Regions from separate parts of the Mus musculus genome. Here regions 1 and 2 are each linked to region 3. The links are chromatin loops, found by intact Hi-C in ENCODE. Cell type or tissue: heart. All regions are shown on one strand.

Region 1 (2,500 bases), 580 kb after region 3:
ACAGAGCTAGTCACATTACCTCGTAAGGCGTGTATAGTTAATATATACTTCTCTTCCAATTGTATCCACTCACGTATTCAAGGGTCACATTGCTTAGTAAGTCCAATGTCAATACTTGGCTCCAGAGGAGACATTTAATTTAGAATTATTTCTAATAGACATCTGAGTTCTGTTTTGAACTATTTCAAATCTAGTATCTTATTCCAACCCCATGAATCATTTTAAGGAAGACCATAGCATACTTTTGTCTCATTAAAATAGGGCCATTCCTATTTAAAATAAAGTGGAGATGTTTAAGATATTAAAATGGACTTGTTCTTTTGGTTTGATGACTTTTTACATCTATATGCATTTCCAAGGGGGAAATAAGCATGTATTATTTCTTTTTTTTTGTCTGCCCCTTTTCAACTGTGGTGTCTTAGGAAGCCAGCTGGCTCCGTCCCTGATACCTGATAGCTCTTTGAGACTCTTTCTGAGTTTCAGCATTTTCCTCAAGACAGAAGTCTTGAATTCCCTCCTTCCTAAAGATACACATAACCTTTTAAAGGGTTCAGAATATTTCCTGCAGAAATATTCTCATGTGCCTTTGTCACATGAGTGCCTATTACAGTTACCATCAAAAAGGCTGGGAAAGAAATCTATCCTTCCACAGCAGAGAGAAAAAAAAAAAAAAAAAAAAAAAAAAAGCATACCCTGAACTTGTTCACCAGCCAGAGGGACAGCAGCATTTTAAATGAAAACCCAAATTGATTTTAATAGTAAAAATCTTATCGTCTTGTTTCTTTAAGGTGTATCCCTCCTTTCTTGACGTTGGAAATTTGGTGAAAGAAGCAGAGGAGAGCTTAAGCGAATAGAATAGTCTCAATTTAAACTCTTATAAATTAGTCTATCAGTTGGTCAGTCATGCAGTCTAACGATAACGGTTGTAATTTACGTCTGGTCACTCAACATGGACGTTCCTTCAGGATAATTAGGGAAAATCTCCATCACGTCCAGTAACGCCCAGCCTGTGGGAACTGCTTCTTTCCTCTCATGTCTTCACTCATCCTGACCTTAGATTTTCCATCAGGCTCAGCGTGGGCTGAGGCTGCCGTCAATGCCCCTGCTGGGTGCGGACTGCAGGCCGACCACTGGAGGGCGTCTGGACGCTTCCAAATTTCTCCGAAGCGCCTGGAAACCCCAGGCCGAGCTTTGGAAAACGCAGGATGGAGAATTTGATATTTAATTTTATTCGTCTAATATGTAAAAGGGAAAAGACGCAGTGTTGAGAGGATGGAAAGAAAGGTAAACGGCTTTCTTTTTTGGGTTCGGCCTTCTTACCAGGCTGTATACACTAGAGAACAAAATAAAAAGTCTGGGATGCAGGTCTCAGCAGCATCGGGTATGGGGCTCGATGCCAGGGCGCAGGACCACAGGGGACCCGTCCCGAGGCGCCAGGACTCCTCGCTCCCAGGAGATCCGGCTTAGCTGGCCTCAAAGGATCTGGGCCCTGCAACCTCCTGACCAGCCCAGGAATGCACGGCCTTTTTTCAGCAATAAAGGCGTTTTCCCTCCCTCTCACTATTTCCCTCCCTTTTCTTCTCAAACCGAGTTTAGTTCAAGATATTTATGTGGGGTGTGCGTGTGCGTAGCGAACCAGCCCCAGGATCCGCGTGGAAAAGGTGTAAAGTACTGACGGGCTCGCGCGCTGCGTTTTTCTCCTTCCAGCTGAAGGTTCACCCTGAATTGTAATCACTTTAAACTGAGATTTTTTTTTTCTCCGACTTTTCAAAACCTGCTTTCAGAGAATCACTTTAAAGAAAAGTCCCATTTCCTGCCCCCAAGCCTTTAAATCTCGGGTAGAAAGAGAGGGTTGAAAGGCACAAGAGAGATGCTCAGATTTCCAGATGACCCTGCGCGGCGTGTGCGGCGTGAAGAACCGAGCGGAGGTTTACACGAACTCCGATTTACTTAGGGCTGCCCTAGCCAGTCAGCGCAGACTTCACGTCACCTGAGCGGTCCCCGAAGCAATTTTCGGCTCCCCTTTTGGAGTGGGAGCCAGTTTCTTTTCAATCGAAAGACCCTACTCCCAAGTAAAAAAAAAAAAAAAAAAAAAAAAAAAGATGCCAAATCACTCTGAGTCCAGACGCACTTCAGCAACCAAAGGGTTACTCGTGCTGCCGGGCTGGGCCGCGGAGAGGGTGCCTCGGCACTCTCAGTAATTCAATTAGTCAGGTTTCAGGAAGGTGGGGCGGGGGTGGGGGTGGAGGCGTGGGGAGGGAGGAGATGAGGAAAACGCCTCTTTCTCCCGGAGCAAACCAATCCGGTTAGAGAAAAGAGAGGGGAAAAAAAAAAAAACCGATCTGTAAGCAAACAGCAGGCCTCTCCCTGACTGGTTACTCCAATCACCCCCCACCCTCCAAGTAAACTGCATGGAGGGAGGGGGAGTGGGGAGGGGAGCAGCCCACATGACCTGGGCCGCGGAGGCAGCAGCGCCGGCGGCGCCTCCCCCTGCTCGGTC
Region 2 (2,500 bases), 52 kb after region 3:
TACCACAGAGACACTTGCTTAATCATGTTCAATGCTGCTTTAGTCATAATAGCCAGATATTGGAAATAACCTACATATCTCTCAACAGAAAATAGATAAAGAAAATGGAGTAGTAATCAGAAGTTAAAAAAATCTGGGCTGTTGGTGGCAAGGCCTCTGTTGCTGATGACAAGACCCATACAACTCACTGAACGTAAAGAAGTTGAGCTGGTAGCCAGGCAGCAGTGGCACACGCCTTTAATTCCAGCACTTGGGAGGCAGAGGCAGGCAGATTTCTGAGTTTGAGGCCAGCCTGGTCTATGGAGTGAGTTCCAGGACAGCCAGGGCTACACACAGAGAAACCCTGTCTCGAAAAACAAAAACAAAAACAAAACAAAAAAAAAGAAGTTGAGCTGGTGCTTCCATAGAGCCTTTGCCCGCTATGGGCTAGTGTTCTTGGTACAGGAAGGTACTTCGAGAGCTACCAAAGGAGAAATGTAAACACCAGCCCAGATACAGTGGTGTCCTGCTTGCAAGAAATGCTAGGGCAATGGTGGTACAAAGCGTGTGGGAGTGACTGACCAATATCTAATTTGAGTTAAGGTCCACTCCATCTTAAAATACATGTCTCAAGCGTTAACAATTTGTAAAATTAAGAATGTACAGTTACGTAATTTTTTAATCTTTATATAACTAAGAAGTTGAATATTTTGTGGGTATATATATATATTCACACACATATATACACACACGTATATACATACACATCATACCATACATACCAGACACATCACACACATAGATGTGTGTACGCATGTACACGCAGGCATACACACACAAACACACACCCGCACATACATAGAGTTCTTTATTTTTAGTCCAGTAGTAAAAACCTGGTCTGTTTTACAAATATGTTCCAGAACATGCTTGTGAGATACCACCTTTACTCTCTTTATGTTCCAGAACATGCTTGTGAGATACCGCCTTTACTCTCTTTAGAGAGTTCCATGGATAGTGTTTTACAAGTGTCACATTTTCTGTTGTAGAGAAATACTTGGAAATTTAGATTTGTTTCTGTAATTTAGAAACAATGAAATACCAGTAAGGTAAACATTCCCGAGCATAGTTCTCAGACCCAAGCTAACTGTAAGGCTGCATTTGCCAGGCCACTCCGCTGAGCTTATAGTCTGACCCATCCTGCAAAACCAATTTATTTGCATGCATACACTTTCTGGAGTTGCTTTGAATACCTATATATGAGCACTTGTAAATATTAAGGTAATAAGCAATATAAAGATTTATAAAGCCTTACTTTTTAAAAAATTAAAATTTCATTCTTTTAAAACAGGGAAGGTGGTTCTTAACTACCAAATAGATCTTTAATAATATAAGTCATTTCCCTAATTACCCACTACTGGAACATCATGATTGTAGTATGTTAGTTTTTATAATTTTTTTACTAATGTGTAAATGTTAAATATATTTAATAGTTAAGAGAATATTTTGAATAATTTTTATGAGAACCTTAAATAGTTACAGCTTACCCTGTAGAATAAATATTAAATCTTAATAATCATTAGTAAAATTATTTCTCATTATTCTAAATTTAAAATTAGTAGTACAATCTCTGCAGGTTAGTTACTGTTTTTTAATTAAAGGGCTGTTTTTTTTTTTTAATTTATTTATTTAATGTATATGAGTACACGGTCTCTATCTTCATGCACACCAGAAGAGGGCGTCAGATCTCATTACAGATGGTTGTGAGCCACCATGTGGTTGCTGGGAATTGAACTCAGTTGGTGCTTTTAACCGCTGAGCCATCTCTCCAGCCCTAAAGGGCTGTTTTTGAGTCTTGAAAAGACTTTGTGTATTTTAGAACTTTACTGCAGCTTGATCACATTGTAAGATTCAGATGTGTGAACGATTTGGGGAGCATGCCGAGTGATAGCATGTGTGAGTGGTGCTTCCCAAATCTGTATTTTCAATTTTTAATTGCTTCAGTTATGATCAGTACTGGTCTGAAAGTAGTAGATATGCACTTCTGGAAATAAGCAAGCTTTAAATTGCTTGCTGCTGTGGATACTCACATGCAGTCATGTTCAATCCCTGGCCCTTTCTCATGTAACTTGAGTGAGGCCTTTTCCAGCACATTGTACTTTACAGTGTGGCGGCTCTCTTGGGGCCACATCAGGGATCCGAAGAGATGAGTGTTATCAGGCAGCATAGATGCTATCACATAGAATCATTCTATTTTCTGTAACACGGGAATATCCGTGGTTAACAACAGTTAATTGAGAGTATTACAGAATATCTAGTTTCCGGCATTTTAAATGTTACCAACAGAGAGAAATAATGAACACTTATTCATTAGTGGTTGTGTCTGTCAAATTGGCATAACCATGACTAGCATTGTGTACTACAAATAAGTAAAGTTAGTGTATGTCAAAGAAAACTAAGAGGTTATAGAGTACTTAAGAAAATAAAGCAAGTCTTAGAAAGGCAGGACCTCAGCTCTCATCCA
Region 3 (2,500 bases):
TTCAGTTGTGGAAGGGATGACACTTTTTGAAATGATTTAAAAATTGAAACACCATGAATTAAAATTAAGTGCTTTTATTGCCACAAGATATGCTTTTACCTCGAAAATACACAGTAAAGAGTACGTCAGAGTCCTCTTTAAAGTTACTGTGAATATAAGTCATTTGAGGGTGTATGGTTTCTGGGTCAGATAGACTGACATTTTGTTTCTCACTTGCATTGGAACCTTGAGAAAATTACTGAAGGTCATGAAACCTTGTGAATCCTTACTTTATAGTGGTGGTGTGTTGATAATTTGTCTTACAGGCTGTATTTGAGGATTAAGTGGCATAATAAATACTCTAAAATTACTCAGTGCACTCTGACTCATAAGATACACTAGAAGCCTAAAGTAGTCCTTACTTTATCATAAAGTAATTCATTAATAAGCTTTGGTACCTCTGGTATACAACATAATAAATGAAAGGCTGTTCATCCTATCTTAAAGATTTTCTAATTTTTAGTAGTATCTTTGTTGGCTTGGCTGGCACTTGTGTTCGTTTCAGCACAGAGAGCTCCGTGCACTGCTGTCCCTGTAGGATTTAGCTGATGGCTTTTCAAAGGCGGTGCTGTCCATGTCGGGAGGATAGGCTTTATTTTCTTCCTGGCCTTGTCCGTGTTGTCTTACATTGAATAAGTGTCAGATACTTAAATCCGGAGAGAACCAGATCCGGATTTGGTTTTTATTTCATGAGGGATTTAAAGTGTTTCGATAAACCTTAAAGAGAAGCCAACATAATTCTCATTAAGGTTCTTAGAAGGAAATTCAGAACATGTTGAGCTCTGTTGGAGAGTTGAATTCCTGATAGCTAACTTTTCATAGGACTTAAACATATTTATGTAATAGATGAAATATCTAAGTTGTCAACTGTTTTGGCTTTGAGAAGTATATTGGTTATTTGCTGATTTTTATTAGCTACTAATAGAGATATTGAAGAAAGAATTCTTTCTAGAAAAGATGCCAGCAGAGTTTGACCTGTACTTTGACCAGTATTCAAATGAACTTCGTTATTTTTCTCTCTTAATAAATTGAATCTTCTCTAAAACACTGTTAGAGCTCCTGCTTGCCTGTGTAGTCAGGAATAACCAGGGTTAATTGGTTTTGTAGCTTCGGCATCGTTCATGTTAGGCGTTGGCCTTTAGGTGGCAGCATTGACTCGGTACATGGCTCACTGACAGGGCTTTTCCATCCTTGATGCAACTATAAAGATGTAATGCTTGCACTTTCTGCTGCTGGGAAGCCTCATTTAAAGTTATTTTCTTTTAGGTGGTCGTAGTGGGGAGACTTACTTTTCCTGCCATATGAAATACTAATTGCCTGAAGAACACTACCAGTTGAAATTGCCTTTGTATGTGAAGCAGGAAGAGAATGTGAATATTCTTATTTGTGGTTCCAACTTAAGCGGAATAAAATTTAGAATATGAGAGGGATATCTTTGTTTATTAAAAGCTTATATATCACTATTTGACATTTAGAGTCAAAAAATTAAGGACTACTTCATTGTAGTCCTTTAAAAAGAGTGAGCTTGTGTTTCTCTCACTTTGAGTGCTGCAGGTGCTTCCATGGATGCATTCTGCAATGTCTGTAAACCCCGTGTAGACGCTCGAACAGGTTAGTGAGGGTCCAGCTTGTCCCACACTTTCCTCTTTCTCCTGGCGAGTGCCTTTCAGTCCCTTTGGTGCACAGTCTGCCACAGAGCTATTTTTAAGGTTATATCTAGCGAGAGCATTGTCTTAGTCTATTTTCTTCTGCTGTAATAGAATACTCATGGCTTAGTAATTTGTCAAAGCAGAGGTTTATCTGGCACATGGTCCTGGAGGCTTCGAAGTCCAGGAGAGTGTATTGTACAGCTTTAGTGCCATATCAACCCATGGCTGACAGTAGAGGGGGAAAAGGAGGGTGGGTGGTGGAAGGAAGGGAGGGAGGGAGGGAGGGGATACAAAATACCAAAGAGCAGTAGATCTGTGCTCACCACACAGAAATTGGTAACATTCTGTTAAACTTTCTGCTGCTCTTTAAAGTAGTAAAGCAAGCCAACTTAAGTTTCCACTGCTTCACAGTGTTTCCTCCCATTGTCTGCTCCCAGAGGCAGCTGTATTGATGACCTAGGGTTTCTAAGAAGGATTTCAGTGTCCACATGGATAAGATAGCATTTGTCTGCATGTAATTTATATTTGTTGTCATAAGGCTAAGTATCTGATCTCACAGTATGTGTTCACTCTGTCCTTGGTGTTCAGCTTAATTGTTGGGGTGTAGCCACAGTGACTGTGTAATTCATTCTTGTTATGTGCTGGTGCCCTGTGCTGTGTCTTTTGTTTGTTCATTGCTACTTGATGGCACATACATTGTGTCTAGCATTTTGTTCTGTCAGGGAGTATTGCGTAGACTCTGCGTGTCAGTCAGCTGTGCATGTGGAAGCGCTTCTGTAAGGATATCAAGGGCACTGAGACAGCCTCAGTTC

Evidence for each region. A loop is a pair of places that touch in the nucleus more often than their neighbours do. Peaks named below come from ENCODE experiments on the same cell type or tissue, not always from the same donor. Only the 100,000 strongest peaks of a DNase experiment are listed, where the experiment ranks them.
Region 1: a loop joins it to region 3, with 2.4 times the contacts of the local background. A loop is called at or near these places in 4 of 42 quality-filtered maps.
Region 2: it touches region 3 in a loop (9-fold over the local background); 8 of 42 quality-filtered maps call a loop at or near these places.

The regions. Positions count from the first base shown.
Region 1 is chr17:62,882,969-62,885,468 of GRCm38, reverse strand. No RefSeq gene overlaps it. Among named protein-coding and RNA genes, the nearest start is that of Efna5, 2.9 kb to the right of the region's middle. In heart, a CTCF peak has its summit at 1,126 (motif pointing right); DNase peaks (open chromatin) are centred at 1,118, 1,388 and 2,418; H3K4me3 peaks cover 1,580 bases; H3K27ac peaks cover 1,256 bases.
Region 2 is chr17:63,415,249-63,417,748 of GRCm38, reverse strand. The region is part of intron 4 of Fbxl17 (F-box and leucine-rich repeat protein 17); the gene reads left to right. Among named protein-coding and RNA genes, the nearest start is that of Fbxl17, 84 kb to the left of the region's middle. In heart, no CTCF peak of the experiment used is centred here; no DNase peak of the experiment used is centred here.
Region 3 is chr17:63,466,751-63,469,250 of GRCm38, reverse strand. All of the region lies in intron 4 of Fbxl17 (F-box and leucine-rich repeat protein 17), which reads left to right. Among named protein-coding and RNA genes, the nearest start is that of Fbxl17, 33 kb to the left of the region's middle. In heart, a CTCF peak has its summit at 1,173 (motif pointing right); no DNase peak of the experiment used is centred here; H3K27ac peaks cover 521 bases.